2 separate regions of the Mus musculus genome follow, and region 1 is linked to region 2. Evidence: chromatin loops called from intact Hi-C (ENCODE). Cell type or tissue: left cerebral cortex. All regions are shown on one strand. Each heading gives the region's core, and the rest is flanking DNA. Links, peaks and the distances in the headings are about the cores only. Region 1 overlaps Nek10 (NIMA (never in mitosis gene a)- related kinase 10). Region 2 has its middle 46 kb from the start of Oxsm.

Region 1 (15,496 bases), core at 3,950-11,949, 1.2 Mb after region 2:
GACTGACCAGCTCCTCTCCATGCCTCAACCCAATTTCTTCCACAAGTCATGAGAAATCTCTAAACTAACAGCTCAAGGTCAAGGCTTTTAATGCTCCTGCTCCAGATGCCCTTTGTCTTCAGCTCTCACCTATCTTACAACAAACTCCTTTCTGAAACTTGCCATCTTTGTTATGATTTCTATTGCTGTCATAAACACAATAACCAAAAGCCATATGGGGAAGAAAGGGTTTATTACAGCAATTCACATCACAGTTTACCACTCAAGGAAGTCAGGTCAGGAACTTAGAGTCAGAAACTGAAGCAGAGACCATGGAGGAGTGCTGCTTATTGGCTTGTTCCTCTTGGCTTATTCAACCTGCTTTCATCTGTACCCAGGATCAACTGCGGGGGGTGGGGGTGGGGGGAGACACTATCCAGAATGGCTAGGCTCACCCACATCAATCACTAATTAAGAAAATGCCACTATGGGCTTGCCTGTATGTCAATCTTATGGAGTCATCTTCTCAATTGTGGCTGCTCTTCTCAAAGAACTTTAACTCAGTTAAATTGAAAACAAAAAATCAACCAAACAAAACACCTCATCCTGCCTTTGTCCATTGAATTCATTCTTTGCATTCAGAAACCACTGATCCAAGGTGGCTTTGGTGGCCATTGATTGTTAGGGACACTCACAGCCTGCATTTGCTCACATGAGGGAAGAAAGCCTCTGTAGCTGTCAAGTAACCCCCCAACTTCTATCATCCCTATACACATGGGCACCCACTGGAAAATGCATGTTACATACATGTACACAAACCTCAAGTGTTTATAAAAGTAGAGACAATACACTGAACTCCATGTGCCTAGTTATCTACTTGCACACAGCCAATATTGCCTCATTCATCTTTCTATTTCCCTTCCTATGTATCTCCTTCCTTCAGGAATTAGATAACAAATTCTGTACAATATATTTTATAATCATAATATTTCAACATGGTTCTTGAAAAATATGTATTTACTTTATTAAATTATCATTAAAATCATGTAAAAGTAGATTGATTGTATTCCATGAGTTTATTTTACACCCAGAAAAACGAACATCACATGTTCTCTCTCATTTGAGGCTCCCAACTCAAAATCTTCAGGTGTGAGTATAAAAACCTCTAGTGACTGCAGAATCCAGGCAAACAAAAATACATCCTTGTCGGGAAGAGGATCAATAGAGAGAGGAATAATAGTAGGATACAAGTAACCAGAAGGAAGAAATCAGAAAAAAACGTGGAGCTCTAATTAGGGAAGGGGAGAAATATAAATACAGCAGAAGAGGGAGGGGTAAAATAAAGGTAGGGATGTATGGAGAAGTCACAAGGAATCGCAGATGAAAATGTTCTATCTGGGCTGACAATGCTCACCCAAGACCCATAAACCATTCAAAGACCCCAGTACAAAAATGAAAACCTTCCTTTGAGTTTTTGGTCAGGGCGGTTCAAGAAACTCCCCAGAGTAAGCTATTGCTTTTGTTTTCATTTGCCCTCTACCCCTAGAGGGTGCTAAAGATACAAAGTATCTCTATCCTGTTGCTAAAAATACAATGTACTTCAGAAAGAGGGTTTTTAAAAGGACCTACAGGTAAATATATTTCTCACTCCATACCACAGAAACTTTTGTTTGCATCTATCACAGAAAACCATAACCAATCAAAATTTGTAGTTACAGAGCCCAGCCCTAACTGGTACATCTGCATCTACTACATGTCAGTCTGAGGGAACACATAGAAGAGAGAGCAAAGAGATTGTAAGAGACAGGGGATCAGGGAGCTTGCTGTGACATTATGTCTCATAGAAGTATCATGAAGTCTAACCACCAAGGCTGACTAAACATGAACTGAACAAGAACAATACCGATAGACATGTGGCCATGAAAGGGGGCAAGCTCATGCGGATTCAACCCTAGATAAGAAATTCCCAGCAACTAAAGAGTGCTGAAAGCAGGAGAAATAGTTTTCCCCAAGAAAGAGTACACAAGTTGGCTAGCCAATACTAAATGGTCAGCACTGACAACATACACATATACTTTCTAAGAAAAGTTAGAACAAGCCTTGGCCCTTTGAGAAACATGAATGGAAGAACAAAGAACTGTAAGCTCTTATTGTTTCATAACACCCCTGAGCCACATCCCTTTGAAAAGATAGGAACCACCATCCTGTGAGGCATGGAGTCTCTATCCCATTTTTATAAAACTGTCTCCTCCATCAGTCTTTCTCCTGGTTTGTTTCAATAGCAGTGGGAGGCTAGAGGACCTAAGGCCCTATGTGTGTCCTTATCCCTCTATTTGCTGCAAGATCCAGAGCAGGGACGAGAAAACTGTTCAATGGAGTCAGACAGTAACTATCTCCAGCTTGGAGAACATAGGGTTTCTAACTCTGCCTACTCAGCTTTGCCTGTAGTAACAAAGTAGCTATAGGCAAGATGGAAATGAAAGCATGTGGCTATGTAAACAAAAGTAGAGAGCAGGCCAGATTGGCTTAAGGACTATAGTTTGCTAACTTCACATTTAGAAGCTTGATCAGATGCAAATGCAGGCTTTTGGCAGAGCTGTATTCTAAATCAAGTGGCATACACCATCAGGTAGTCCCTCTCTGTGGGACCTCCATCCTTTCTTACCCTGGGATTGCAAACCTACAATGCTAGCTGGAGCTTGTCTACAGTATGAAATGTCCCTTCATCAGAAATTTGTTTACCTTGAGGCAGAATTTAAAATAGAAAGGAAGAAAAATGATTGATTCCCTTCAGAAACCAGTCTTAAAACAATGAATGGGTTGCTTTGCATGCTCTGAGAGTAACCAGAGAGTGATCTCTTTTCTTTAGTATCAGTATTAACTCCTGGATTCAAGCTGCTGCCCTGCTGTGGAGGCATTCTTAGTGATGCTTCAGGGACAGCCTCAGCATGACTCCTAGTCTTCAGGCACGGTCAGTATTCCCTGACAGTGCTGTGCTGCCTATACCTCAGAACAGCAGTCCCAGCTTCTGCAATTTCTGCCCTGGACCAATCAACTGTGTCTCTTCAGAAACATGGGGAGAGGACTTGAATGCTGTTTGATTAGTTTCTAGAGTGATTTAGTGAGTATATTTTAAAAGAAAAAATTGTCATGGATTTACACTCACTGACAGTGCTATTTAAAATACTGACTTGAACCAGGACAGTCTGAAAATAAAAGGCACAGAACATGTACACTCTGTGCTAATTGGGTTGCTTGATGACTTTTTATTCTTAAGAAGGGATATTGCTGTGTCTCAATGAAACTAGGAAGAGACTCACATAGTACCTGTGGTTCCTCTGAGCATTTCATCCTGCCCCCTTCCCAGCCAAGGGGCTGGCTTCCTTCTCTCACTTTCTCCTTTCTATATAAACTCAGCCATTTGGCTACAGGCTCTCGAGGTTCCTGCTTCCTCTTTCAGCCTTTTGATTTCCATGGAGTCTTCTTGCTCCCTCTCTCTTCTCTTCCTCACTTGATCCTCCCTACCATTACAGCCCCATTCATTCCACTACTTGGTTCAGCCTGGATGACTTTTCTCTCCCTTGTGTTTATAATAAAACTTTCCCCTTACCAATTAAAAAAATAAAATAAAATAAAATAAAATACTGACTTGAACTAATCTTTTCTATCTTCCTTCTCCTTTATTCCCCTGCTGAAAATCCCAATTCCAAGGCCACTGTGTGATTACTCGGTTGGCTTTGGTGCAGTGAATTAATGCAGCCAAGACTAAGGAGCCTGTACCAAAGACCAGCTTAAATGAGCTAGAGAGAACAAGTTTAGTTCTTAGAAATGGGTTTTTCCATCTTTGGATTCCTTCACATAGCACACTAGGCATTGGTAAGTGATAAGTGCCATTGATAGGTGGCCACAGTCTTTCTATAGCAGCTCCTTCAGACCATAGATGTAGGCTCCCTGGGTCTCAAAAGGAAGGAGAAAATGCAAGTCAAATACCTGGGGAGGTGGGGAGTGAGGGGTGAGACAAGGATTGGGAGGTGGCAGCAAGGGAGCCTGTGCCTGACAGTTGGAGGATTCTATGACTGTACAAGGGATGAAATGCCCATTTCTGAACAAAAGTCATTGCAAAGAAAAAAACTACAAGCAAGGGAGGAAGACCGGGGTCATGACATTCATGAGTTTAGATCTTTCTACATACATAAAACTGTATTTCTATGTCACACCAACACACAATTTATTAAAGAGTTGAAGAAATGAAGACTGTCATAAAGAAAATATAAGTGCATAATATTGATGCTCCATTCCCTAATGTGAATTATACATAAAACACTGACCATAGGCCAGGATGTACAAGATTCTTGGACTGGCTCTACCCAGGAGGGACACAGGCAGATGAAAGTTGTTTAAATCATGGGAGTGGAAGAGGAGGCTATGCACAGGGAAGCCTCAGCCAGGCCTCTATGGAGGAAGGAGCTGACACCTAGTTCAGGGCAGCGTGGATACTTCACTATGTAGCCTACCTTCCCTTAGAAGAATGGGATTGTGCTCATATCTGTTGACTGCAACTGAACCCCAGATGTGAGTATCCTCTTCCCCAGGTGGGGGATGGGGGTCATGGGTGTATTGTGAGATGCCACTACCTCGTCAGAAAAGAGACGTGGCATCCTTCTCTAGACAGTGTGGCCTGTCTCCTAACCCTGCTTAAAATAAACAAAACTCACCCAGCCCCACCAGAAACTATCTTGACAAAGATGAGAACATTTTAAAGATGAATTTGTGGCCCTACCATTATCTATCAGACTTTGAAACAAGGAAATCCCAAGAAATTGAAAGTTTCCTCAGAAATCCCTTGCTAGGAGGAAAAGGCTGAATCTTGGTGCCAGAGGGGAATTTGTCTCCTGGATAAAGATACCAATGTTCAGACAGCTCCTCAGATCACCTTGCAAGATTAGAGCCTTTCATAATTCATATCTTGTCCTATTTAAAAGCTGCCTTCCTCTTAGGCTCCTGAAGACCACTGCAGCCTGGAAGGGCCACTGGACCTTTGTACCCCTCTTCCCAAAGTGGGCACATTGACTAAGTCTCTTTACCTGCTTTTCACTCTTAATTTGGCTCTTTGGTAGGCTTGAGGCAGGTGTGTGGGCCAGGCTGGCTCAGTGAGACTCTCACATGAGCTCCCAAACCTCCTATCCCCCTGAAATCCTGCCTTTGTGCTCAGGCCAGGATACTGGCTAGAGATGCTCTCAGGACACAGGAAGGGAACCAAGGATGGCAGCAGGAAGAGTGATTTAAGAAAAGAAATTGGCTTCACTGTCTGGGAAGAAAGAAATTAAGGGGAACCTGCATCAGATAGACCACAAGAACTTGCCTTCCAGGAAGGCACAAGGGAAATCCATGGACGGAGTGGGAGGCAAATGTGCCTATGAACACCTTCTGAGGTAGAAGCTTTCACCTTATAAAACCAGAATTTCTGTTTTAAAAAAAAATTGTATTTAAATTGGCTTATTCTCAGTATCACTTTACTAAGAAAATAAAAGTCAAGCATTATAGTCTTTTGTGGGAGGCTTGAGCGTCTGATATTTAAAAATGTATTTTTTTGGTATTTAGGATGCTATAGGTAAGTGTGAAGCCTCCTGTACCTCTGCTTCATCTTCACCATCTCCTTATCTTTGCCTTGTTTGCCAGCACAGCGTGTGATGGGCAGCTCACTCTCTTGTCTCTGAGGAATGGGCTCCTGCTTTGTGTACCTACTTGCAGCTGCCTCTGGTATATACATCAGTGGTTCAGGCCTCACTATGGCTATGTGCCAACAAAGCAGAAACAGGCTGCTTACTTTTTTTTTCTAATCAAAGAGACTGGCCTATTTCCTGAGTGATAAGCTTGTGCTTAAAAGTAGACTCACTAATGGGAAAAAACCAACCTCAGAGAAGGAATCCAACACAATACTATCACTTAAGGATATGAGGGCATTTAAGGAGGAGAGGAGGAGAAGAGATTGGGGGATCAAATTATCTCCAACAAGGTAGCTAGACTTTCCTCATACTGGGTCCTTCAGGGACAAGACAGAGGGTTTATATGACTTCTAGGACAAAGTGGGTTTCCTGTCTCCAACTCATGTCACCATAGGTAAACAACTTTCTTCCCATTTGTTATAACAATTTAGATTCTGCGTGTGTGAAGAGAAACTTTTGTTGTACCCAAATATGGAAAGGCTGCAGAATGTTGAAGATAGGAGGGCTAAGTTCATTCTGTCCCCATAGATGATTAAAATGGTGGCTTTGCATGGTCAAGTGATGGTTTCAGGTAGAAAATGCAATTTAGGGGGCTCACTGAATAACCTTCTCCAAAATACTGGGACAGATGCTTCAAAGGCAGGCTGCAATATACATATTTTAAAATTAAAGACATTTATTCTTACGCAAACATGTAGTTACAAGGAAAGAGCTGTATCAGCCAGCCACCTGGAGCTAATAGCCACAAAAAGAAGCATGGGAAACAGGGAAGGTGGACCCATTTGGTTGAGCATTACCCTTTAACAGTAGGCAAAGATCAGGGAGCAGGGTTGGGATGAAGACATCTCTCATGGATAGGTGTCTACATGGAGAACACATACCTTCTTAATTTCAGATTTCAGGTTACATGGGTTGCTCTGCTGACTGAACAGGGACTTCTTGAATCTCTCTATAACCCTTCTCTTCAGATCATGGTGCAGAGCTGGAGGGAGCTGCAGAAAGCAAGAGGACAGCCATTACAACCAACTCCTCCACAGTGCATCAGCCCCTACAGGAAGCACTTATATGGGGCCAGCACAACAGTACATCCTCAAAACCTAAGGAGGACTCTGAGTTAGCAAATTATATGCTATAGTTTTCATCCTCTGCATAGAGGAGTGGCTCTGCTTTTTTATCTTGTCACAGTCACCCTTACTGATACCACTCTCACATAACAGCTATGCACATGCACATTCCATTTAGTAAAGCGCACCCTTGACAAGGGAGGTACATTCTATTCATGTGTAGGCGTCTGTCACATGCCGGAACCACACCAAGCACCTAAGTGACAGCCTTCAGAAGATCTGATACTTTGGACCAGGAAACACAAAATCTTGACAGCTATGTGTCGGCCTGTGTGTCTTCCTGTAACAGTTCCGCTAGACAGAAACAAAATCCTAGGGGCCACCATTCCCAGGAGAGCATGGATTGGCATGCATTATGACCTCGATAGGATGCTGTGGACTGCATACATATATAGGCAGTCACAGCAGAGTCTCAGAAAAGGGGATTTAAAACAACCACCCAATTGCAGGGCTTGGCAGGCAGGAATTGCATGGGAAATCAGAGTTCTGGTGGCACAGAGGGTGAGGTGAAGTCTGGGAGAAGAATACCACAAAAGAAGTAGGATCAGAATTATCAGGGGTCTCCATCTCAATAAGCTTTTTTTTTTTTTATAGCTAAACATTAAAAGGAAGAGCTGAGGAGAGAGGTGGGTTGGGGTGAAACAAGTGCTCCCAATTAAAAAGAAAAAAAAAAAAGAAAGAAAACTATAAACTCCAACCAAATGATGACCCAGACAGGCAGGGACACTGCAGAGATGATCAAACTCAGCTCTGCTTCACCACCTGGGACTTCAGTTGGGTTACTACCTTGTAACTATCTGGAACCAATAAAAATATGTGTACCACCATGAAGGAAGTCTGATTCAAAGCCCTCCAAATTCACGATTATTCTTGCCTTTCACATGGACTAACAGAGGAATATGTAAGGCGAAGAAGACAATGAAGTTTTTAGCATTGGTCTCTTTGCAAGGGAAGGGGTGGAGCCCTGAGAGGATGGAGACCCAGCCTAGAAAGACAGGACTTGGTGATTCCCTATTGTTTCCTGCCAGAAGGCGCCACCTCCCTGAAGCAAACAGCAGAGGGCAGTGGTGCGCTAGGTCCCGTTAGCAACCTCCCAGCTTTACTGCAGCCGTCTGTGAAAGGAAGGGCCTCACATCCTGCTGGCCACAAAGGCATATTGAAGATGTGGTCACCAGTGGACTCAGCCTAACACTGGAAGGCATCAGAATAACTGTCACAGAGATCTTGACAAGTCTTGCTATTTATTTAACTTGATAAGTCTCTGGTTAACTTGGAGGATCGTCTATTGCCCCTGAATTCAATGGAAGAAACACTTGAGCTCACTCCAGTAAGCTCACATCCCTAAGATAGGCAGTGCAAGCAAGCTACCGTGTCTCAGTGAGATAAATACTGTTAGCACAGTGTCCCATCCATCAATCTTTCAGTAAGAATTGAAAACTACGTAAAATGGTGATGGCTCATTTATATATGAAGTACGTATAACAACATAGTCAGTATAAAATCAGAACCAAAACGCACAGCTCATGCTTGCCAGATACTGTGAGCACTCCTTTGTGCTTGCATTCTTGCAACTCTCCCACAGCAAACTTGCAAAGCAGGTTCTGTTCCTAGGTAAGTAAAGGATGGGTCACACACCTTCCTTTTGAGGTGTGTTTGTATCAGCCTTATCCCTAAGCCAACACCACTAGCACAGGGCTGCCATACTGTACCTCACAGCTTATAAACATTCTTATGGACTCATTACATCTGACACACACACAGCCTGCAAGAACGCCCATTTTCTTGAAAAAGAAAATGGTTCTAGAAAAGATAATATGTTCTTCAGTTCAAACCTGGAAATGGTTTTTCTTGTACCACACAAAGTAATTTTAAAAAAAAAAAAAGAAGAAGAAGAAGAAGAAGAAGAAGAAGAAGAAATCCTGGTCGGCATGTCTTCTCAAACTTACATCAATATGAATTCTTTCCAAAACCCTGCATTCCCTACCTAGTTATATATTAGCAAGGCACCAGCAATTTGCAGGGCTCCACTGGATAAATAGTAGACCAAAATAGCACTCTATTCTATTTTGACATTTTACTGCTTAACATTTTCCCCCAAATGTTAAAAGCAAATGTTCTAAGATTACCATTTAAAGAAATAAAATCTCACACTTCTCTTAAAATTTAGAGTCCCTAAAACCAGATTTGGTAGGAGAAATGGAGTCATGCTTTGTACTGCTGCTGCATAACACAGTATGGCTGCCTGAGAGCCTGGGGGGCATCTGCTGCTGCTGCTGCATAACACAGTGTGGCTGCCTGAGAGCCTGGGGGACATCTGCTGCTGCTGCATAACACAGTGTGGCTGCCTGAGAGCCTGGGGGACATCTGCTGCTGCAGCATAACACAGTGTGGCCGCCTGAGAGCCTGGGGGACATCTGCTGCTGCAGCATAACACAGTGTGGCTGCCTGAGAGCCTGGGGGACATCTGCTGCTGCATAACACAGTGTGGCTGCCTGAGAGCCTGGGGGACATCTGCTGCTGCAGCATAACACAGTGTGGCCGCCTGAGAGCCTGGGGGACATCTGCTGCTGCAGCATAACACAGTGTGGCTGCCTGAGAGCCTGGGGGACATCTGCTGCTGCTGCTGCTGCATAACACAGTGTGGCTGCCTGAGAGCCTGGGGGACATCTGCTGCTGCTGCTGCTGCTAGCACCCCAGTGATGGGCAATCCTCCCCAGTCTTCCTATCTCTTCTCGTGGATACAGATGTATTGTAATTTTTTAAGTTGTTAGATGATGACTTCAAAGCATTTGTTTAACAAACTAAATAAAGTATAGTAGAGAATTAAAGCCACTCAGATTCCTTCAGCTCTGAGGGTCTTACCTATGCAATAACTACAAAGTAACATTTGAGCATTAATCTCCAGCTGCTCAAAGACACTGATTTCCAGCATCTGAGATGAAGTACTCATTGCCTTCTTAGCATGCTGGCATTAAGACTGTCTTTGCAGGTTAAGATGTACAATTGAAATAAGAAGTCTAACATCCTGACTTGTAGAACTATTACCACGAGATGAGTTTTGCAGGTATGTCTGTGAAACTGACATGTTATGTCTGTGAAACTGACATGTTAAGCATGGAAACTGGACAGGAACAGAAGCAAGGTTTTCATCAGTTTCTCCTCTGGTCCTCAGGAGGAGAGTGGGAAGCCTTAAGTTAATTATACTTTGACAGGCTTCCTTTGTACAACTTGTTCCTCTGCACCAACATATCACCTCAGCTGTGTTCTCTCCTTCCTGTGATGACACTGGCTGTATTGAGCACTGTGTGTTAGAATTCCCAGAGGGGAACCTTTCTTTGCTGTGTTAATAACATGAAGCTGAAAGTGTTCTTAAAGCACATTTGGAAAATCTACAGTCATTATGACTGAGCTGTCAGCATGGAATGAATGCATGCTACTGGCTAAAAAATACAAAACTCATCCAGCATAAGAACTGCTGAGAGACCCTAGGGGAGGATGGAGCTTGAGTTGAGGATGTTCTGGCCTTGCTTGGTGCTAGCAGCAAACACTTATCTATACCTGCTGGGATCGCTGCTGGTTAGTGCTTGCTCCTAGTCACATTCAGTGGCTCCTCCTGTAGGTGATAGTGTTCCAGACATTTCTACCAACCCACCTCCTCCGGGGCCTTTCCTATCCTATTGAAGGTGTTTCACAGCACATCACCAGCAGTCTTCAGCAGGAATCTCAGAGTCGATGTCTGCCTGTCTCCAAGGGAAGGAGTTATGTTTTTCCAGCACAGCACCTCAGCAAACCTCACTGAAGTTTCTATTTCCAAACTCCACCTCATTTTGGGTGCAATGCCTTAGTCCTAAAGGTACTGAATTGGGCCGCAGAACATGAAATGGGGGCATCTTTCTGAACCCTGATGAAGCTCCCACAGTGGCTCTTTTGTTCTCAAGGTAATCAGGGTTACTTATTTATCTTGTTGCTTAGAAAAAAAAAAAACCCACTGACAAAAGCAATAGAAAGATGGAGAGAAGGAGGATGAGAGGGAGGAAGGGAGGGAGGAAGGAAGGAAGGAAGGAAGGAAGGAAGGAAGGAAGGAAGGAAGGAAGGACAGGGGAGAGAGAGAGAGGAAAGGGGAAGGACAGATGAAGCAACAGAGAGATGAGAGGGAAGAAGAAGAAAAGGAGGGGGGAAGAAAGGAGGGGGGAGAGAGGAGGGGGGAGAGAGGAGGGGGGAGAGGAGGTAACCTTTGCTCTGGCCTACAGTCTGTCACAGCATGGACAGTTCCACCCAGAGGCAGAACACAGATGGTTACACTGGATCACTGCTCACGTTCAGCTCCCTTTCTCATCTTTACTCAGCCCAGGACTCTAGTTGTGATACAGCCACACTTGTGATGGGTCTTTCAACTTCATCTAATGCGATCTGGATACTCCCTCGCAGACACGCTTTCCTACTGATTCTAATGCTCATCAAGTTAGAATTCAAGATTAATCACCATAAGACATCTGTGCCTCTCAAAACCTAGAACAGTGTCTGCTGCTTGAATAGGTGTTTACTCATTATATGACAAATGAGCAAAGGATTTCACAAAAGCACCAGGTGACACTATCTTGAAATTCAAAGTACCTATTTTCTTACCCAAATATCTATATTTCTTAAAAAAGAAGCATGTCAAAAAATAAAAATTTAAAAAAAGGAACATGTCACTAGTAGGTAGCACACGTCTTAGATGAAGGGGTACCCAGCTGCTTAGCATTAGATCCAGTGGGTCCGTAACCAATAGCTCGTCTTCAGCCCCAAATTTCTCAGAACCGAAGTATTACTCAGATTCACAAATAGGAAGGTTTAATAGTCCTGAGTATTATGGAAATTGGGGTGGGGTGAGTCTGGCTATCATATCCTTGAAAGGCTCTGCTGTCAAATCAGATGAAAGGAGAGGTCCCCCAGAATTGCTCCTGTCTTAAGGAAATACGGGGCCAAAGTGTGGAGCAGAGACTGAAGGAAAGGCCATCCATAGACTGCCCCACCTGGGGATCCATCCTATATATGGACACCAAACCCAGACACTACTGTGGATGCCAAGAAGTACTTGCAGACAGGAGCCTGTTATAGCTGTCTCCTGAGAGGCTCTGCCAAAACCTGATCAATACAGATGGGGATGTTCCCAGCCAACCATTGGATTGAGCATGGGGACCCCAATGGTGGAGTTAGGGAAAGGACTGAAGAAGCTGAAGGGGTTTCCAACCCCATAGAAAGAACCACAATATCAACCAACCAGACCCCCTCTCCCACAGCTCCCAGGGACTAAACCACCAACCGAAGAGTACACATGGAGGGACCCATGACTCCAGCTGCATAGGTAGCAGAGGATGGCCTTATCCGGTATCAATGGGAGGAGAGGCCCTTGGTCCTGTGAAGGCTGGATTCCCCAGTGTAGGGAAATGCCAGGGCAGTGAGGTGGGAGTGGGTGGGTGGGTGGGTGGGGGAGTACTCTCATAGAAGCAGAGGGAGAGGGAAGGGATACGGAGTCTGTGGAGGGGAAACAGAGAAGAGGGATAATATTTGAAATGTAAATAAATAAAATATTCAATAAAATATTAAGGTTAAAAATTAAGAGAGAAAGGAGAGGTCCCATTCCCTTTATTCCTATGATAGAACTGCTTGTAGAGAAGCAACCCAGCTCTGTCCCCTGTTGCTCATCACAATACAAATCCACTTGTGTGGACGTCTGTTTTAGGATGGAGAAGACAGGTGGAAACCATGGAGAAAACTGGACTGATTTACTTCTAGGCAACTCCCCACATGCATACGTTGCAGGAGGGGTGAGAACAATTCCGTGGTCACTCTAACTCAGGCTCCCACAAGGCTGTGTGCTTTCAACTTTGTTAGCTTGGCCTTGTGGCTGAGAGGTGTACAGCGGGAGACACTGACCTGCGTGATGTAGATAACTTTATGTAGCTGGATCAGGATCTGCTGAATGGGGTCGCAGATCTGCCGCACTTTCCGCTGGGATACAGCGATGCCTGCAGATGCTGTGGGTGACAAAGTCTGCAGTTAGTCAAGGTCTCTAAGAAAAGCAGTGTTAGTGCAAAATGGGATAAAATTCTGGGGGAGAAGGAAGCCAAAATCTCATCTCACGGACGAGACAATGTAACACTTCAGTGTTTTAGAATGTGAAATAAGCTGTTGTCTCCCTCCGCTTCTCAAGCACTGAGGAAACAAAAAATATTTCTCACACAATATTTGAAATACTAAGTGCCCTTGGATATTTTGTCTGTGATTGCAGGAGGCTGCCATTGGGAGGAAATGGTGCCTCAGATATGAAATTCTAAACAGGGCTTTTCGTTTGCTTGTTTGCTTACTTTTAAGTAATAAACTATCCATAAATTTTATAACAGATTTTAAAGCTAATTTTATCAAATCTACTAGACACAAATACCAAGAACTCTATAGTAGAACTAAGTACTGTTCAAATCCTTAATTACTGTGAATCTTAATGTCTCCTTCAATTTCTTTCTGGGTTAACTTGTCCTGAATTCTTCCTGTAAACCTACTGTACCTTTACAGATTCTGACCAATGGCTATCAATGTGCACAGGAGCTGCTTCTAGTCCTCAACACAGTGGTCTATCCTTGAGGACTGCAAAGCTAATATATAGGAGTGGCATCCCACCCTGCATTAGCCACACCTATATCTTCTCATTCACAGATTGCAATGGAAAGCATAGAAGATGCCAGAAGATAATATCCCCTCTTTATCCTCTGGAACACACACACACATACACACACACACATACACACACACACACACACACACACACACTTATAACATCTTATACTCATTTACCATAATCGTATTAAAATTAAGTTTCTTAAGACCTCCTTTTCTCCCTTTCATACCATTTCAAGCATTTAAGAAATTAAATCTGTTATAGTAATCGATTCAGCCATAGCTGCAATTTTAAAGATGATTCTTACGTGTGCTTTCAGAAAAAGGTTGTGTGTCTTGCCATAAATGGTTTGTTTTCAAAACATTTAAAGAAAATTTTATATGGTTAATTAAACACATGAATTTATCCTCTTTAGGAACAAAACAAAAAGGTAAATAAAATATGAAGATTTTCCTTATGGATAGCTCTCTGTACTTGTTTGGAAAATTAGCACAAGAAATAACTCAGCTCTGTGCCATCTGAGGCTAATTTCTTCTTTAGATATAAAGGCCCTGTCTCTTTTGAAAACTCCTTGTAAGCATAATTATTGGTTCATTAAGATGTGATTTGATGAATTACCCTTGGGTAAAAGGCTGAGAAATCAAATCACAAGAGCTTAGCGAAGAGCAGCACTGCAGGCCCACAGTGCATACCTGTGTGGGGAAGAGTGGCTCCAACCTCCGAAGCTCTGCTCCCACCCAGAGGCCCCTAAAGGTTGGAGTTCTGTCTAAGCCCCTGAAGGTAGGACTGTACAACAGCGCTAAGATCCCTCCCCCCTGAAAACAGGACTGTGTAATGGCACTAAGATCCCGCTGGCAGCAGAAAACTGGAGGCCTTAGGTACGTGTCATCTTCACATTGGCTTCTCAATCATGGTTTCAAGCTAAAGGCTCACCGCATGGCCAAGCAGTTTTAGGCTTGTGACTGGAATTTGAGTGGATACCACAGACCTGACTCTACCACAAAGGTGCTCATCTGTGGCCCTAAACACAAAAACATGGAGTTAGCTAGAATGTTTGAGGTTCAACATACAGCTATGCACTTTAACATTAAAAAAAAAAAATCTGAGTTTTAACTCTATTCAACCACTGTTCTTCAGTTCTGGGAAGCTCTTGACTTTCAAAAATAGCTTTGATAGGTTGCTTTCTTAAAATTGAATTATTTCCATGAATCCAGCCCTTCAAAGGATAATAAAGGGAAAACTCCAACACAAGGATGGAAACTACACCCAAGGAAAAGCAAGAAAGTAATCCTTCAACAAACATAAAAGAATAAAGACACATGAACAGAGTCCCAACTCTAACAACAAAAATAACAGGAAGCAGCAATTATTTTCCCTCAATTACCCATTAAAAAGATATAGACTAACAGACTGGATATGAAAACAAGACCCAGCATTTTGCTGCATACAGGAAACACATGTCAGTGACAAAGAGACACTACCTCAGAGTAAAAGGCTGGAAAACAATTTTCCAAGCAAACGGTCCCAAGAAACAAGCTGGAGTAGCCATTTTAATATGGATCAAAATAGACTTTCAACCAAAGGTTATCAAAAAAGAAAAGGAGGGGCACTTTATACTCATCAAAGGAAAAATCTACCAAGATGAACTCTCAATTTTGAACATCTATACTACAAATGTAAGAGCACACACATTCTAAAAAAAAAAAAAAAAAAAAAAAAAAAAAAAAAAAAAAAAAAACTTTACTAAAGCTCAAAGCACACATTGCACATTACACAATACTGGTGGGAGAATTCAACACTCCACTCTCAACAACACATAGATCATGGAAACAGAAGCTAATCAGAGACAAAGTGAAACTAACAGAAGTTATGAAACAAATGGATTTAAATATCTTTAGAACATTTTATCCTAAAACAAAAGAATATACCTTCTTCTCAGCAATCCATGGTATCTTCTCCAAAATTGACCTTATATTGGTCACAAAACAGGTCTCAACAGATACAAGAAG
Region 2 (15,496 bases), core at 4,754-12,753:
GTAATAAGGTCACATGGCCCACTATGTTCATAGCAGCCTTATTTTTAATAGGCAGAAGCTGGAAAGAACCCATATGTCCTTTAACAGAGGATTGGATACAGAAAATGTGGTACATTTACACAATGGAGTACTACTCAGCTTTAAAAACAACGAACTCATGAAATTTTTAGGCAAATGGATAGAACTAGAAAATGTCCTGAGTGAGGTAACCCAATTGCAAAAGGACACACATGGTATGCACTCACTGATAAGTGGATATTAGCCCCAAAGCTAGGAATACCCAAATGCAATTCACAGACCACCTGAAGCTCAAGAAGAAGGAAGACCAAAGTTTGGGTGCTTTGGTCCTTCTTAGAAGAGCAGAGACTGAACTAAAGGCTATCCACAGACTGTCTCACCTGGGGATTCATCCCATATACAATTACCAAACCCAGACCCTATTGTGGATGCCAAGAAGTGCATGCTGAAAGGAGCCTGATATGGCTGTCTCCAGAGAGGCCCTGCCAGAGCTTTACAAATACAGAAGCAGTTGCTGGCAGCCAACCATTAGACTGAGCGTGGGGTCCCCAATAGAGATTTTAGTTAGAGAAATCACTGAAGGAGTCGAAGGAGTTTGTAATCCTATAGGAAGAACAACAATATTAACCAACCAGAACCCCAGGGACTAAGTCATCAACAAAGGAGTACACATGGCTCCAGCTGCATATGTAGCAGAGAATGTCCTTGCCATGGATCAATGGGAGGAGAGGTCCTTGGCCCTATTAATCAATACATTCTAATTTTTCCATACAGTAATCAGTATGTTTAACACATATATTTGTCTTGTTGAAATGTGTCTTTGAGTAAGTTCTCCAAAGTGGATATAATGGTTTGTGGTAAAGGCTGTGGGGATAATCTCTCACTGTGGATTGGTTGCCATGTTTGTCCACTTTGGTCTCATGTATCTTGCTTGGACCAATGGGATGTCAGGAATATGAGTCAAACTGAGTTCTGAGGAGTGATTTTTCTTTGGGAAGCTGTTGGTGCCATAAGAAGATCAGTGTCACCAAGGGGCAGGAACAGGATGGTCTCAGCTGAGCTGACTGAACCATGTTCTCTCGTTCAGTGGACTCTCAGGATCCATGTTCTTCAAAAGTCACGAGGACGGTGGCTACAGAGGAGTAAAGTTTAAGTTTCTGTGTTTTGTTTGTTTGTTTTTATTTTTGTTTTTGTTTTCTGCTTAGTTTTGGCTGTCCTGTAACTTGCTCTCTAGATCAGGCTGGCCCTGAACTCTGCCTGCCTTTATCTCCCAAATGCTGGGATTAAAGGTATGCACCACCACAGATGGACTTCTTTCCTACAGTTTTAGACAGGGTGTCATAGTTCATGCTGGTCTTGAAGTCACTGTTCACTAGTAACTGAGCATGATCTGAGCTTCTGATCCTCCTATCTCCACCTCCCAAGTGCTGGCATTGTAAGCATGTGCCCCATTTATGAAGTGCTGTGGACTGAACCATAGGCTTCATGTATTTTAGGCAAGTATTTTAACAACTGAGCCATATCTATAGCTCTGATCTATCATTTTTAGGGTTTAAATTCTCTTTCGTAGTCTCAAGAAAAAGCATATGAAGTGAGCGGTGACACCGTGCATCATTATGACAGTCAGAGGATAAGACAAGCAGCATCTACCAGATAATTTCTGCATCTGCTTCTTGACTTAGTCTTTTGGATTTATCTTCACTTTGATTTTATGTCTGAAAGCATTAGTAATAATAAACAAAATGAGTAACTAGGTTTTCATTTTACAGGCATCACATAAAAATTTTAAGTTACCGAGAAGAGAGGACACTAAAGAATTTTTTTTTTTTTTACTGTTTTATGTTTTGAGATGTGAGGTATGTGAACGTACTTATAAGTCATCTGGGATGACTGCCAGTTTACTTGTACTCATACCAGACTCTTCAGCCCTTCCAAACACTGTGTGCATGAGTTTCTGACTTTGATAAAATTATTCTCCCTGACTTTAGGGTCATGGGGCTGAATCTTGTTTTCAGTAGCTACTAAAACTCTTCCTTACCAGTTCCTAGTTTTTCTGTTGTCTCTGACCACATTATTCTGGCCCTACAGCCATGGATCCATATTAACATTTACATAAAACAATAGAAGTTTGGTTCGCTTTAGACTTTAAGATAATCTTCGATCTTAAAATGAGACAATTAGTGTCTATAAATTAAACACGACTGAATTATTTGACACAATTTTTCTTTAAATTTACAACTAATTCCCAACCTTGTAGAGTGATTGGCACTAATGTTTTCTATCCATATCTCCCCTTGAGAGAACAAAATAGATTCTAAGAACAAATAGATTCAGAAGTATTTGAAGACATGAACCCATCTACCCCTTAATTCCCAGGAGTTGCTCTGCAGTTTGAAGCAAGTGCAAGTCCGTTGTCCCTGCGTGCACGAGGTCTAAGCTGTATAGAGTTTGTAACATAGCAGCTGTTTAAGGAGAATCTTGTATCACACAGTACTAGAAGGACTTAAAGTGCAGATGGAAAGGAGGAACCTAGGTGCAAATCCCCTAGTGCACTGAGTGCACTGAGAGGAAACCATAGCTAGAGGGAACGCCAGAATCCCCCAGGGGTAAACATAGCTGCTTAGAGACTCAAAAGAACCCTGGTGGTACCAGACATTTCAATCAGCACAAACCTAATGTACAGATCTACTGGGAAGGTTCAGTGGCCAGCAAGAGCTCACCAGTGAACTGGTGGACATATGTGACTGTGTTAGTGTACATGTGTGTATATATCTGTATATGTACATGTGTGCATGTATGCACATGTGCACATATATAGAGAGATATATGTATGTGTACATGTGGATATATTTATGTCTGTATGCATTACATCATTTGGCTAAGAGTTCCAGGACAGCCAGGGCTATACAGAGAAACCCTGTCTCAAAAACCAAAACCAACCAACCAACCAACCAACCAAACAAACAAACAAACGTAGAAGACTAGTGTATAGTCAGGCAGGGACCATGCCTTTGATCTAGCATTTTCGAGGTAGAGGCAGGCAGTAATCTATACAGAAAGTTCTTGACCACCTGCAGTTACACAGGGAAACAGTCTCTTAAAAGAAATTAAAAAAGGAAAGGAGGGAAATCAAAGAAGAAAGGAAGGAAGGAAAAGAAAAAAAGAGAAATCAAGCAAGCAAGCAAACAGGAAAATAAATGTGTACAAAATCGAAGGTTATTTAAGGTATTTACTGTTAGTTGATTTTATGTTGATTTAAGAAAACATCTGAGACTCTAATTTTAAAGAAATATAGGTTTGTTTTAGGTGTGGTCCGGGAGGTTGGGTCTTTTATGACCAGGGACCACATCCCACATCCCACGTAGCCAGGAACATATGCTGCTTTGTGATAATGGAAAACCAAGAGGGTGAGTGTGTGCCTGGAGAGATGGTGAGAACAAGAGGAGATACCAAGCATCCAGCAGCAACTTCCCCTTCTAGCAGAATGCATAAGTTTACTCGTGAAGGCTCCCTCTGATGACCCATATAACCTTCCTCTGGCTCAGCTCCTAACACTCTTGAACTGATAATCAAGTGTCAACATGAGGCTGACCGTGGGATTCAGTAGTGATGCATATGCTTGGCATGTGCAAGGTCCTGAGTTCAATTGCTGATGCCCCCAGTAACTTTTCAAAATGAGTTCCAGAGGGGACAAGTCCTATTCACATTAGAGCAGGTGAATAATAACTATTTAAGAGAGACATAAAATCAGATATGCTAAGTATAAAATGATTAGTACATTCAAATTGGCTAGGCTAATTAAATAATTGAGTCTGACTACCTATAATTTTCTCAATTGCGTATTTATTCTTTTTATATCAATTGTGGCAGTGCAGCTATCAAAGATATTCATTTAGTCCCCGTGTCACAGTGTACTTTCTATACAACCCAGGCAGCTGCCACAGTTTACTGTAAAGAAAGATCTGGTCAGTGTGATTGCTCTGAGCCTGACAGCTTCTTCTGCCATAAGACGTGATTTGAATAGAAAGCCTTTGCTCAGAAACAATGAAGTTTAGCCTCATCAGTTAATCAAGAAGTGTGAGGCTGGGAGATGTGATTTCATCACGTGGAGAATGCCTGGTGCCCAATGGCACCTGCTTGCCAAATGTGGTCTTCCAGTAAAATTGTTCAATATGCCACCAGCTGGGATCTATGCAAACACTCCTGGATGTGTGCCAGGAGAGAGTGGGGGAGGGAGGGTCCAGCTGCCAGGGCTGCCCAACACAGGATTGAAAGGATCAAAACTGGAAGTGCTGCTTCCAGATAGCAGACCTCCGGGTTCAGCCAATTATGTAAATGCTGGGCAGCCAATTATGTAAATGAACGTGAAGCAGGGTTTATACTGTGCACTTTCAGACGAAGTCCCGGCTCTTATAAAGCCCACCCTGTGTCTAGACTACTTCAACTTTTAAGCTTCCTTTCCAGTTTTTGTTTTATTTTTCCCAACTTTTGGAGAAAAGCACTGTAAATACAGAAAGCAAGACCTTTCTCTGATGAATAACTCTCACAAAGACGCAAAGCCAGCAGAAACAACAGGATTTTAATCACTCGCTGTGCTATGCTTTAAAGCTCAGCAGGTATGAATTCTCCAGAGCTGGTTCAATAGATTTTTTTTAAACAAAGAAATGCCATGCATAATATTTTCTCTTTTGATTCCACAAAGCCAAACCAAACCACAGGATATTATGGATATGAACATTACATGGGGTTGCAAGAAGATCCCTCGGGTATTTGTGTTCACAAACTATCCTGAAGCCTTTTATGGCAGATGAGGAAAATAGATTGTAGAGAAGGGCATTTACTAAAAATAAAAACAGTTCTGAGCTCAGTCCTCAGGAATGGTTGGTGACAGAAAGTAGGTGGCTCTAGGGGACTAGACTTCCTGTGCAGATCCAGAGAGATCTGAAGTTCTGAGGAGAGACCCTCTACCCTAGATGCTGCAGCTACCCTACCCGGCAACTGTCAGGAGGAATCAGTGGGGGTCAAACGTACCAGCCCATGCTTTTGTCTCAGAAAGAGCTGCTGGTTGAAAACCTCAATTAGGGTTGGATGGAAAGACAGCTTAGCGGTTAAGACTGTCTGCCCCTTCAGCAGAGGACCTGAGTTCTATTCCCAGCATACACCCAAACTAATTTTGTTTCTTCTGTAGTGAAATAATTTTCCTCCCTTAAAAGATCCCTAGAAGACATATCTTGTGTATATCCTTAAAGTGGCTTCAGCCACAATAGTATGAGGGGCATGAAAGGACAAAATATAGTAGTTTCATTTTGGGAGTTCTGATACATAATCATCCAGTTATCACAGAGTTCTATACGGTATCTGCTATTCCCAGTTTAAAAAAAAAGGTTGCTTATTTTCTACTAAAAAGTTAGTGAAAACTCTCTCTCTCTCTCTCTCTCTCTCTCTCTCTCTCTCTCTCTCCTTTTGGTAATTTTGAGCCAGGGTCTCTGTATACAGATTTGGTGGTCCTGGAACTCACTATGTAAGTCAGACTGGCTTCAAATGAACAGACATCCTCTTGTCTCTCTGCCTTCTAAATGTTGGGATTAACAGCATATACAACCACATCTGGCTCCAGTTTCTTGAATTATCCTTTCAGAAAAAAATTATCAGAAGAATTTTACTTGAATACATTAATATTTAAGGCATTTAAAAGGTTAATTATAACTATAAGAAGTTATTAATAGATACATAATATTTAAAAAGTAAACTTATTTTAGGAACATTTGGAGTGAATAAAAAGACAAAATTTTGGATGCAATTGGCAGAGATTATTATGACTATAAAATACTTTATGTAAGCCTCATGATAAAAATAAAAACCTACATAATGTAAAGAGGCATGAATAAAAGCAAACCTTAATAAAGGAGCAATAAGAGAGAATGCCAGGTGTGGTACCTCACACTGGCAAAGAAATACTTGAAAAGCTGAGATAGGAAAATTACCATGAGTTAGAAGCCATAGGGCAACATAGTGAGTAGCAGGCCAGCCTGCATTACAGAGTAAGTAAGACCTTGTCTCGGCTGAGAAGGAAGAGACAGGAACAATTACCAATATGGCAATAGTACTTCTGTAATGTGGAGGTTTGATTGAGAAATGTCCTCATGTGCTCATGCACTTTAATTCTTGGTCCCCGGCTGGTGGAACTTTTTAGGAGGGCTTTAGAAAGAGGAGTGTTTCTAGACGGTTCTATGCAAGCTGCTGGAGGAGAACAGGCAACAATACTTTGACCCAGCTGTAAACATTCTAAACTACAAGACCACCTAGCCAGGCAAGATATGCCTTTTTGTGCAATAGTGGCACATGGTGATACCTAACTGGTCTCTGGAATGGAGGCCCATTCCACAAGGGAATACATGTTTAGTATGGTCAAAATATGTAGCTGAGGAAGTCGTAGGCCTAGAGGAAACACAATGCTATTGCTTAGCCAGGCAATACATACATAGAGTTAAACTGCTTTCTAAATACTTGTTTATATATAAATTATACATTTATAGACATGTTACTCCTAGACTTAGCCAGATAAGTTTCTCCTCCCAGTGAAGGGCTGTGAATACAGAGAATCATGGTTGTACAAAGTATTGAAAATGAGAGATGAGTGAGTGAGTGTCTAGCCCTAAATAAGACATTCATAATCACCCCCCCCCAAAGCTCAGAGACACCATGGAAGAAGGAGAGAATGGATGTATGAGTCAGATGGTAGGAAGAAGAGCTATAGATTTTCATCTTCTGAGTAACCATTGCAATGTTAAATTCATAGCAACTACATATACTTATACTGGATCTGCATAATTATGGGCCAGCATGGATGGAGGAGTGGCTCAGAATAGGGGGTGAGGTAACCATCATGACAACTCTTTCCTGTTTATAGATTCAGTGAGGAGAGGCTCATTACATTAAGTTGTGGACCCACTGGTGACCCTCTTGGGCATCATGGAGAGTTCTAATCCAATAGTCACACAGATGGCCCTAGTAAAACTAAACGGGTTATGAAACAAACCCAAAAGTCATGAATTTGGGTAAGGGACTAGTGGAGTGGGTGGAGTGGAAACTTCTGTATCCAAAGGTCTAGGCCTATGAGTGAATTCTCATATTCATAAGCTTTTGTTGTATAAACCCTGTTCACGGATTTAAAACTATTGGTTGAATAATGGTCAGTGAAAGCCAATTGCTGGAGAGATTAGAGGCAGGTGGGATTGGTTAGGAGTGGAGAAGACAGAGGAAAAAGAAGAGAGACCAGCAGAAGAAGGAGGAAGAATAATAAGAGAAAAGAGAGCTGTCATGAGAAGAGATTGACCATGAGAACATGGCCAGGAGAAACAGCAAGTATCTGAAGTATACTGCTGGGGAGGTAGCTGGGACAGCAGTTAGAAAAGTAGACTAGGAGTTATCCCAGTAATTGTTAAAGTTAAATAAAACAACCACAGTCTGAGTTTCATTCATTTGTAAGCTAGTTGGAGATAAGTTTTAAAAAGTTGTACTACATTCATGCTTAAGGGGCATGAGCCAGGCAAAGAAAGACAAACTGTTTGATCACACAGAAATGCAGAATATAGAAAATGAGAGAGGGGGAAGGGTGAGAGAGAGATGGAGGGAGGGAAGGAGTGAAGAAGAAGAAGAGGGAGAGGGAAAGAGGGAGAGAGAGAGAGAAAGAGGGAGAGGAGGAAGAGGAAGAAGAGGGTTGTAGAGTGGAGAGATTTATCAAGGTCCAAAGCTTGTTATAAGTGTGTTCCTGAACACGTATGTGCTGCACAGTTAACAGAGGTAACAACAGCACATGGTGTTCTTAAGAGTGTTAGCCTTTTAAATTATAATTTGTTATTTATATGTTTCTGTGTGGGTTTATGTGTGTCAATCAAGAAGTGGGTGCCAGATCGCAGTTGTGAAGTGGCCAACCTGAGAATTAGAAACTGAACTTGCGGGGCTAGAGAGATGGCTCAGTGGTTAAGAGCACTGATGGCTTTTCCTGAGGTTCTGAATTCAGTTCCCAGTAACTATAATATGGTGGCTCGTAACCATCTTTAATACGATTTGATGCCCTCTTCTGGTATGTCTGAAGACATCTACAGTGTACTCATATACGTAAGATAAATGAATAAATCTTAGAAAGGAAGAAAGAAAGAAAGAAAGAAAGAAAGAGAAAAAGAAAGAAAGAAAGAAAGAAAGAAAGAAAGAAAGAAAGAAAGAAAGAAAGAAAGAAAGAAACTGAACCTGGATTCTTTGTAAAAGCAGCAAATACTCTTCTTAACTGCTGAGCTGTCTCTCCAGCTCCAGAACTGTCAATTTTAAGGTTTATTGTCATATACAAGGGTCTCTATGAGAGATATTAGCATATGGATATGCTAACTACCTTGATTGCAGTAATCATTTCATAATATATACAGTGGTCAAAATGTTATGCTGTAAAGTTTAGATACACGCACTTTTAAATTCGTAAATAATATTGGCGGCACATGCTTTTAATTCCAGCAATTGGGAGGTAGAGGCAGGTGGATCTCAGTGTTGGTGACCAGTCTGCTCCACAGAGAGAGTTCCAGGCCAGCCAGGACCACATAGAAAAACCCTATCTTGAAAACAAAACAAAACAAAACAAAAAATCTTATGAACACTAAAGTAAAATAAATCCAAACGGCCACATGATGGAGCCAAAGCCTTGATGGTTAATAGGCCTTTCACTTAAACTGAACTAGTTTATTTTTAAAAATGTTTGAGTAAATGTTTCTTTGTCACGTTTTCAACATAACACTTTGTTTCTAACAATGTTTTTATGTCACAAGGTAGACCTGATTTGTCCTTATTCTTTCAAACTTGAAAAACTGTAATTTTTAAACCCCGTGTAGCATAGGCGTGGTGTGGTGCAAAAGGCACAATCATGTTTACTTATTAAGGACAAGACCAGCAGAATCCATGAAAAATGGAAATTCCATTCCTCAAAAAATTTCCCTATGGTGTCTCTCCAGCAAGAGACATTCACAAGTAGAAAGCTACTTGTGCCCTGCTTGAACAACACCCTCTATGTTTGCTGATACAGCTACTGAAAAGAGCCAATGAAAACCTGAAGACTCACTGGCTAAACTCTTTCATTTTACTCTCCAAATGAAACTGAGTTCTGGAGAAAAGCAGGACATGGATTGCAAGTTAGTGGGTACTAGAGATGTAATGTTTTGCTTTGCAGTTCTTGTAGACTTTAGCACGGACACTTGTTCAACAAATGTTCTCTAGTTTTTACTAGGCTTAGGACTGTGAATGCAGGTCTGGGAAATGAATTTTAAAGCAAAAACTGCCACCTTCTGGAACTGCAAATGCCACCAGCACTCACGGGTATCAGGGGCACAGAGCACAAAAACTCATGTGCTATGGAGGTCGAGAGTCATGAGTGTCGTTAGTTTTAAGAAGCATATTGTTTGTTTTAGAATATTTTGACTTTCCTTAAACATTATCCTTTTCTATAAGAAGAAATAAAGGGGAAGCAATATGTTTTCATTCTGGAGTTTTTTATATCAGCCCTCTAAGTTGGAGATCTGATTTTGGTAACCTTCAGTATTGGAGTGTTGATAAAAGATGGCATATAGAAAGGAAGTCAGATGCAGAGCCATTCCTCCGAGCTTTCAGTGACAGTGAAGATACTGGTAGGAGGAATCACTGTTGCAGAATGTTTGCTGACTCAGCTGGTGTAAGAGCTGGAAATCTGTGCTGGCTGGTCTTAAGTCAACTGACAAACAGGTTAGTGTTATCTCAAAGGAGAGAACCTTTACTGAGAAAATGCTTCCACAAGACAAAGCTGTAAGGCATTTTCTTAATTAGCTATTGATGGGGGTGGGTCCAGCCCATTGTGGGTAGTGCCATACTGAGGTGGTGGTCCTGTGTTCTATCTAAAGAAAGCAATCCAGTAAACAGCACCCCTTCATGGCCTCTTCATCAGCTCCTGCCTTGATTGAGCTTCTATCCTGACTCCCTTCAATGATGAGCACTGATGTTGATGTGTAAGCCAGATAATTCCTTTTCTCCCCAACTTGGTTTTATGTTATGGTTTTTCAGTGCAGCAACAGAAACCCTAAGACAAAACCTATAGCCATGCTCATGAGTGATGTGCTTAATTAACAAAATAGAGAAGAAAAAGCTTGAATTTTGGGTCTCAGATAAGATTAAAGTTGTATAATATGGTACTCAGGTCTAGAGGACAGAATTGGCTGAGGCCTAATGTGATAACTCAGTATGCAAACAGAATATCATAAAGAGCGAAGTAGCAAGGGGCCAGAGCAAGGGCTCACTGGAGAAAGGCACCTGAAACAAGAACATAAAATGGACTCCTACAAACAAAATGTCCTCTGATCACATACATGCTATGACATGCTTATGGGAACACACACACACACACACACACACACACACAAGTCACTCAACCAACCAACCAAATAATGAACTATTTTAAAGAGAGTAAGCAAAGAGGGAATATTAGTCTATTAAAAGTCCCAGGATATCTTTGCATACCCCTAAAGATAAATAGCAAAAGCTGTTCACTGGAGTTGGAAATTCATGGCACCACACGGCATCAGGCAAGATTAAATAGATGATCTGACTCTCTCACACAATGGAGTCTCCTCTCCTCTTCCCCCCCACCACATCATCGATAGTGTTCGGAAGTTGTTCCTTGTGAACAATGTGACATAGCTCATCTCTCTTATGTTTAAAATAAAATGTCGGCATCCCTTTCCTTTTTTGACAGACAAGGACATTGAAGCTTGAAGGAGAATTGTTGTTAGTGATGGAGCCAGGCAGCTCCTTGCATCACACTCTTATCTTTGTACCAATGGAAATTCTGTTTTGGCTCGTGACTTTAGTGTAAATTTGTTTTGAAGTAATACAAAAAAAATCAAAGAATAGTATTTTATGAAACTAAAATTGTATGGAATTTGCCTTCCTATGCAACTCATAAAGTTTTATTAGGACATGTAACCACACATATACTTAAGTTTGTTGGTGGCTGTCTTTGGTGCTGACAGAGACCACATGGCCACTGGAGCTTGAAATACTTACTTCTTGGTTCCTCATGAGGAGAATTTGCCGAGTGCTGATCTCCATTCTACAAAAGACTTGTTCCTAAATGGTTAGAAATGAGGTCTTTTTGCTAATATTTAGGCTTAAAATCCTTTTGAAACATTACCAGTGGGAGCCATTGAGAGTCCAGAGCACTGGCATTGAACACCACACTGTCATAAGGACTGATCTATTGTGAGTCCCAGCAGTTAGTTCAGATGGGCACAAAGATCCTAAATGGACATCAAAAAATCTTACCCTTGGTCTGCTCCAAGGACTCTTCTGGGCCTTCCTCCCCTCTTCCATAATGCTGAGAAGTATTAGGTAAACCCTGAGCCTCTACTCTACATTTTGCAATGCAATTGTGTGTCATTCTAATAGTTTATGGTTCTTTACAACTACTTAGAACGTTTTTATTTTTTTGATCATGCCTCTGTTTCTGAAGAAATGTCTAAATTTTTAAAAAAAGATTTATTTATTTATTTTATGTGAGTACACTGTTTCTTTAGACACACCAGAAGAGGGCATCAGATCCCATTACAAATGGTTGAGAGCCTTCATGTAGTTACTGGGAAGTGAACTCAGGACCTCTGGAAGAACAGTCAGTGCTTTTAACTGCTGAGTCATCTCTCCAGCCCAGAAATGTATAGCTTTAAGGCCAGGAATAAAATCTCAAATGTTGACAGGTAAAATAAATGAAAAAAGAAGATAAAAACATCTGTCATAGTCTGTGTACCCAGGACTGCTCAGTGTGGTGATGGTGGCAGGGGTTGGAACCTTGTGGAAGGCTATAAAATCACAGAATGGTATCCTACCTCCTTCCCCTACCTAGATCCTACAGATGTGAATTATACTAAGACAGTGAGACCTGGCTTCCTCTCTGGCCATGTAAAATCTAAATGTGCTCCCTCTGACTTTCTATACAGTCATGTGGAGTCTGAATGTCAGGCCAATGAGCTTGTCATACCACTATTAGACCATCCTTAGAGGCCTAGCTCATGATGGTACCTGATTGTCAGCTTTTAATCTCCACAATTGTGAGCTGAGTGTCAGTAGTAAATGCACAGAGACATAGCTCCACACTGCTACCCTCAGAAGCCTGTGTTCCTCTACTGTCTTAGGACCTTCTACTTAGTCTAAACGGGGATTCATGGTTTTGATGCTGAAAAAAAAATATCAAGAATAGCCAGTACTTGAAACAGTGTGGAGATTTTTTTTTTTAGGTATTTTCTTCATTTACATTTCTAGTGCTATCCCAAGTCCCCCATACCCTCCCCCATTCACTCCCCTACCCACCCACTCCCACTTCTTGGCCCTGGCGTTCCCCTATACTGAGGCATATAAAGTTTGCAAGACCAATGGGCTTCTCTTTCCACTGATTATTAAAGGTATTTTAATATAGTTTTAACTATGGGGATTAAGAGGAAAATAGACATTCATAAGAAATCAAGACATAGCCAAAAGGATGAGTCCAAACTTTGCAAAGAAAGAAATGCATCTCACAGAATGTAGGATTTCAGAAGCTTCGGTGCTCACTGGGTTTCTGGGTCCTCTATCTTTCTTCTACTCCTGTTTACTTCCTTGATATTGGGAACTGATTACAGCTTGGCTTTGGAGATGCGTTGGAAGGGGTCAGTTAAGAAGCCATTAGGGTTGCCCAAGGGAATTGGTTATATGTGCCTTCCTATGAATGAGGCTTCTAATGGGAAAATATCAGCTTTGCATACTGGAAAAGGTAGAGGCCTTAGGAAACTGGTAATATCAATGGAGTTCTTGCTTCTCTGCTTTGACTGCTTCTAGGATGAAGGGATGCCTCTCTATTCTCATATTCACATCCCATTTCCCCCTCCTTTTCCAGGTGTTTTTTGGAGACCACCACCTTTCACATTTGGTCCTTAAAGGAAGTCCTAGGTAAAAACCACAGCAGTTCTTATCTTTCTTATCTTTAAAAATGTCTCAGCCTTATTTTTCCTTTCATTGTCAGAAAGCCAAGGAAAACATGATCTGAGTTAACAAAGTGGCATGGAAAGCACTCTAGCACACTGAGAAGAGGTCCCTTAGCTGAGGGCCATAGCTAGATGACTGTCACAAGTTCTAGACTTTTCACATGTACAAGTGATAAGAGAAACTATGATTTCTGTTTTCTATAATCTTGCGCGAGCCCTGACTCACCAGCAGGAATGACGCTGCAACAGGATCCTTCTGCACACGTTTATTGGGAGAGCTTGACTGCAGAGGCGAAGAGACCCCAAGCCCAGAACTGGTGCTGCTTATATAGGCCTAGGAGAGGCGTGTCTCACACCCGGATTGGTGATTCATGGGTTATGCTTACCACCTCATTTGCATGCCTACATCTGATTGGTTAACTTGTCTCACATCTGATTGGTTAACTTGTCTCTCATCTGATTGGTTAACTTGTCTCTCATCTGATTGGTTAATTCTCAAAACCTCATCTTGGCAAAAAAAACTTTACTGCCTATGTATGCGTGGTGGCCAGCAGTAGCCAGAGCCACCCTGCAACGGCACATGTGGCTTCCCACACTATAACCTGCCAGCTTCCCTATAAGCTGAGACTTTTAATTAAGTATGAATGCTTAAGGCCTTAGTTGTTCTTAACTAGCTCTTAATAACTTAAATGAACCCATATATATTCATCTGTGTTCTTCCATGTGGCTCCTTAGTTACCTCTTCTTCAGTTATGACTGGTGAATCTCTCTCCTCAGTGTCTGCCTTTCTAGTCTCCCACCAAAGCCCCTCTCCCAGAGTTCCTATCTTTCTGCTCAGAAGTCCCACCTATTCTTTCCTGCCTCAGCCACTGGCCATTCAGCTCTTTAATAAACCAATCAGAAAGTGCTGGAGGGAGGATTTACAAGATATGATGCAGCCATATGAATAACAATACGAAAGTCCAGTCTACACTCAACTCTCTGCTTTCATAATATGAAGACAATCTTTATACACTGCACAAAATAATCACCCCAACAGGTAACAAATTCAAATCTGAAAAACAAATTTTAATCCCTGTACTTTCAAACGCTTGAATATAGAGTAGGATTGTAGGTTGCTGCCTTTTAAGGGACTCTTACCTATCCTCCTTTATTATGAAGATTTAATTGTATCCAAAGGTACCATGCAAGATCTCAAAGGAGAAGATCAACCAATAATCCTACCTAGCTGTGAAACCTATGAAACAACACCAACCAGCATGACAATAACCCTAAGGATACAGTAATCACACTCATATGTTGGTGGTAACCAATAGCTCTGTAATTGGACATGAAGCCATCTCAATAAGAGGGAATTCATGACTGGTACTGGAAACTTAGTCAATTTCACAGGGCTATTGAAGTCATGAATCTTGAAGGAGAACCTACAACCACTTTATTAAACCAGCATATTCCCAACTACATTCTAAGTCTTGGTCCTTATACCCACAGATAAGTTTAATTTACATCCTGCATCAAGGGAACTTATCTTTGCAACAGATAGAGACCCTTGCAGAAAACCACAACTAATCAAAATGTAGAGTTGTAGAGCCCAATCCCAATGGGTGTATCTACAACACAAATCCTGCACCCAAGATTCAGGGATCATTATGGAAGAAGGGGAAGAAAAATTGTAAAAACTAGAGGAATTGGGGATTTTATGTGAGATTGTGTCTTCTAGAAATGTTAGCAAAGCTTTACCCTTCAAGTCTCGAAAACATGGCTGCCTACAGAAGAGATGAACACAGATGACAGCACTAGACATAGCAACATTGTTGGGGGAAACTCCATGAAGATTCAATTCTAGATAGGGGACTACAGGAAACTAGTTAATGCTGCGATTGGAGAAATTATCTTCTCTTAGGTAGATCACACTAATAGACTGTTCAAAGGTCAGCCCTGAAAATTAACATTATATGAAATAGGCAGATTGTATTTATATATTTAGAATATATATATATATATATATATATATATATATATATATATATATATATATAGAGAGAGAGAGAGAGAGAGAGAGAGAGAGAGGCATATATGGAAGGGATTGAAGGGAGTATAAGAAAGGGGAGAAATGACATAGTTCTATCACAATAACAAATAAATTACTATTATAAAAAGAACTTTTCCGTCAAGCTTGGGCTGTTGCTCAGTGATAGAATATTTGCTTAACATGCTTGGTCTCCAAAGCATGTGCACATGAGTGCATAACTGCACACACACACACACACACACACACACACACACACACACACACACAAACATACATGTTCTCCCTCCAGCCCTCTCCATTTCCCTCTCCCTCTTTCTTTCCTTCTTCCTCCCCCCACTCATCTATTAACTTTCTATAGGAAGATTCTTACATTACTTCCGACTGCAGGTGCATAGCTCAGCTCCAATGTACCTTGTTGATCAGA

What was found. Hi-C counts contacts between places; a loop is a spot of excess contacts. Peaks named below come from ENCODE experiments on the same cell type or tissue, not always from the same donor. Only the 100,000 strongest peaks of a DNase experiment are listed, where the experiment ranks them.
Region 1: it touches region 2 in a loop (4-fold over the local background); 8 of 42 quality-filtered maps call a loop at or near these places.

What each region holds. Positions count from the first base shown.
Region 1 is chr14:14,977,868-14,993,363 of GRCm38, reverse strand. Nek10 (NIMA (never in mitosis gene a)- related kinase 10) reads right to left here. Exons shown (of 35, transcript NM_001195229.1): 30 at 12,749-12,849; 31 at 6,587-6,697. Among named protein-coding and RNA genes, the nearest start is that of Gm46441, 42 kb to the left of the region's middle. In left cerebral cortex, for the core only: a CTCF peak has its summit at 7,892 (motif pointing right); DNase peaks (open chromatin) are centred at 5,786, 7,903, 8,509 and 8,972; H3K27ac peaks cover 676 bases.
Region 2 is chr14:16,189,920-16,205,415 of GRCm38, reverse strand. No RefSeq gene overlaps it. Among named protein-coding and RNA genes, the nearest start is that of Oxsm, 46 kb to the left of the region's middle. In left cerebral cortex, for the core only: CTCF peaks have their summits at 8,698 (motif pointing right) and 11,603 (motif pointing right); DNase peaks (open chromatin) are centred at 4,821, 8,697 and 11,651.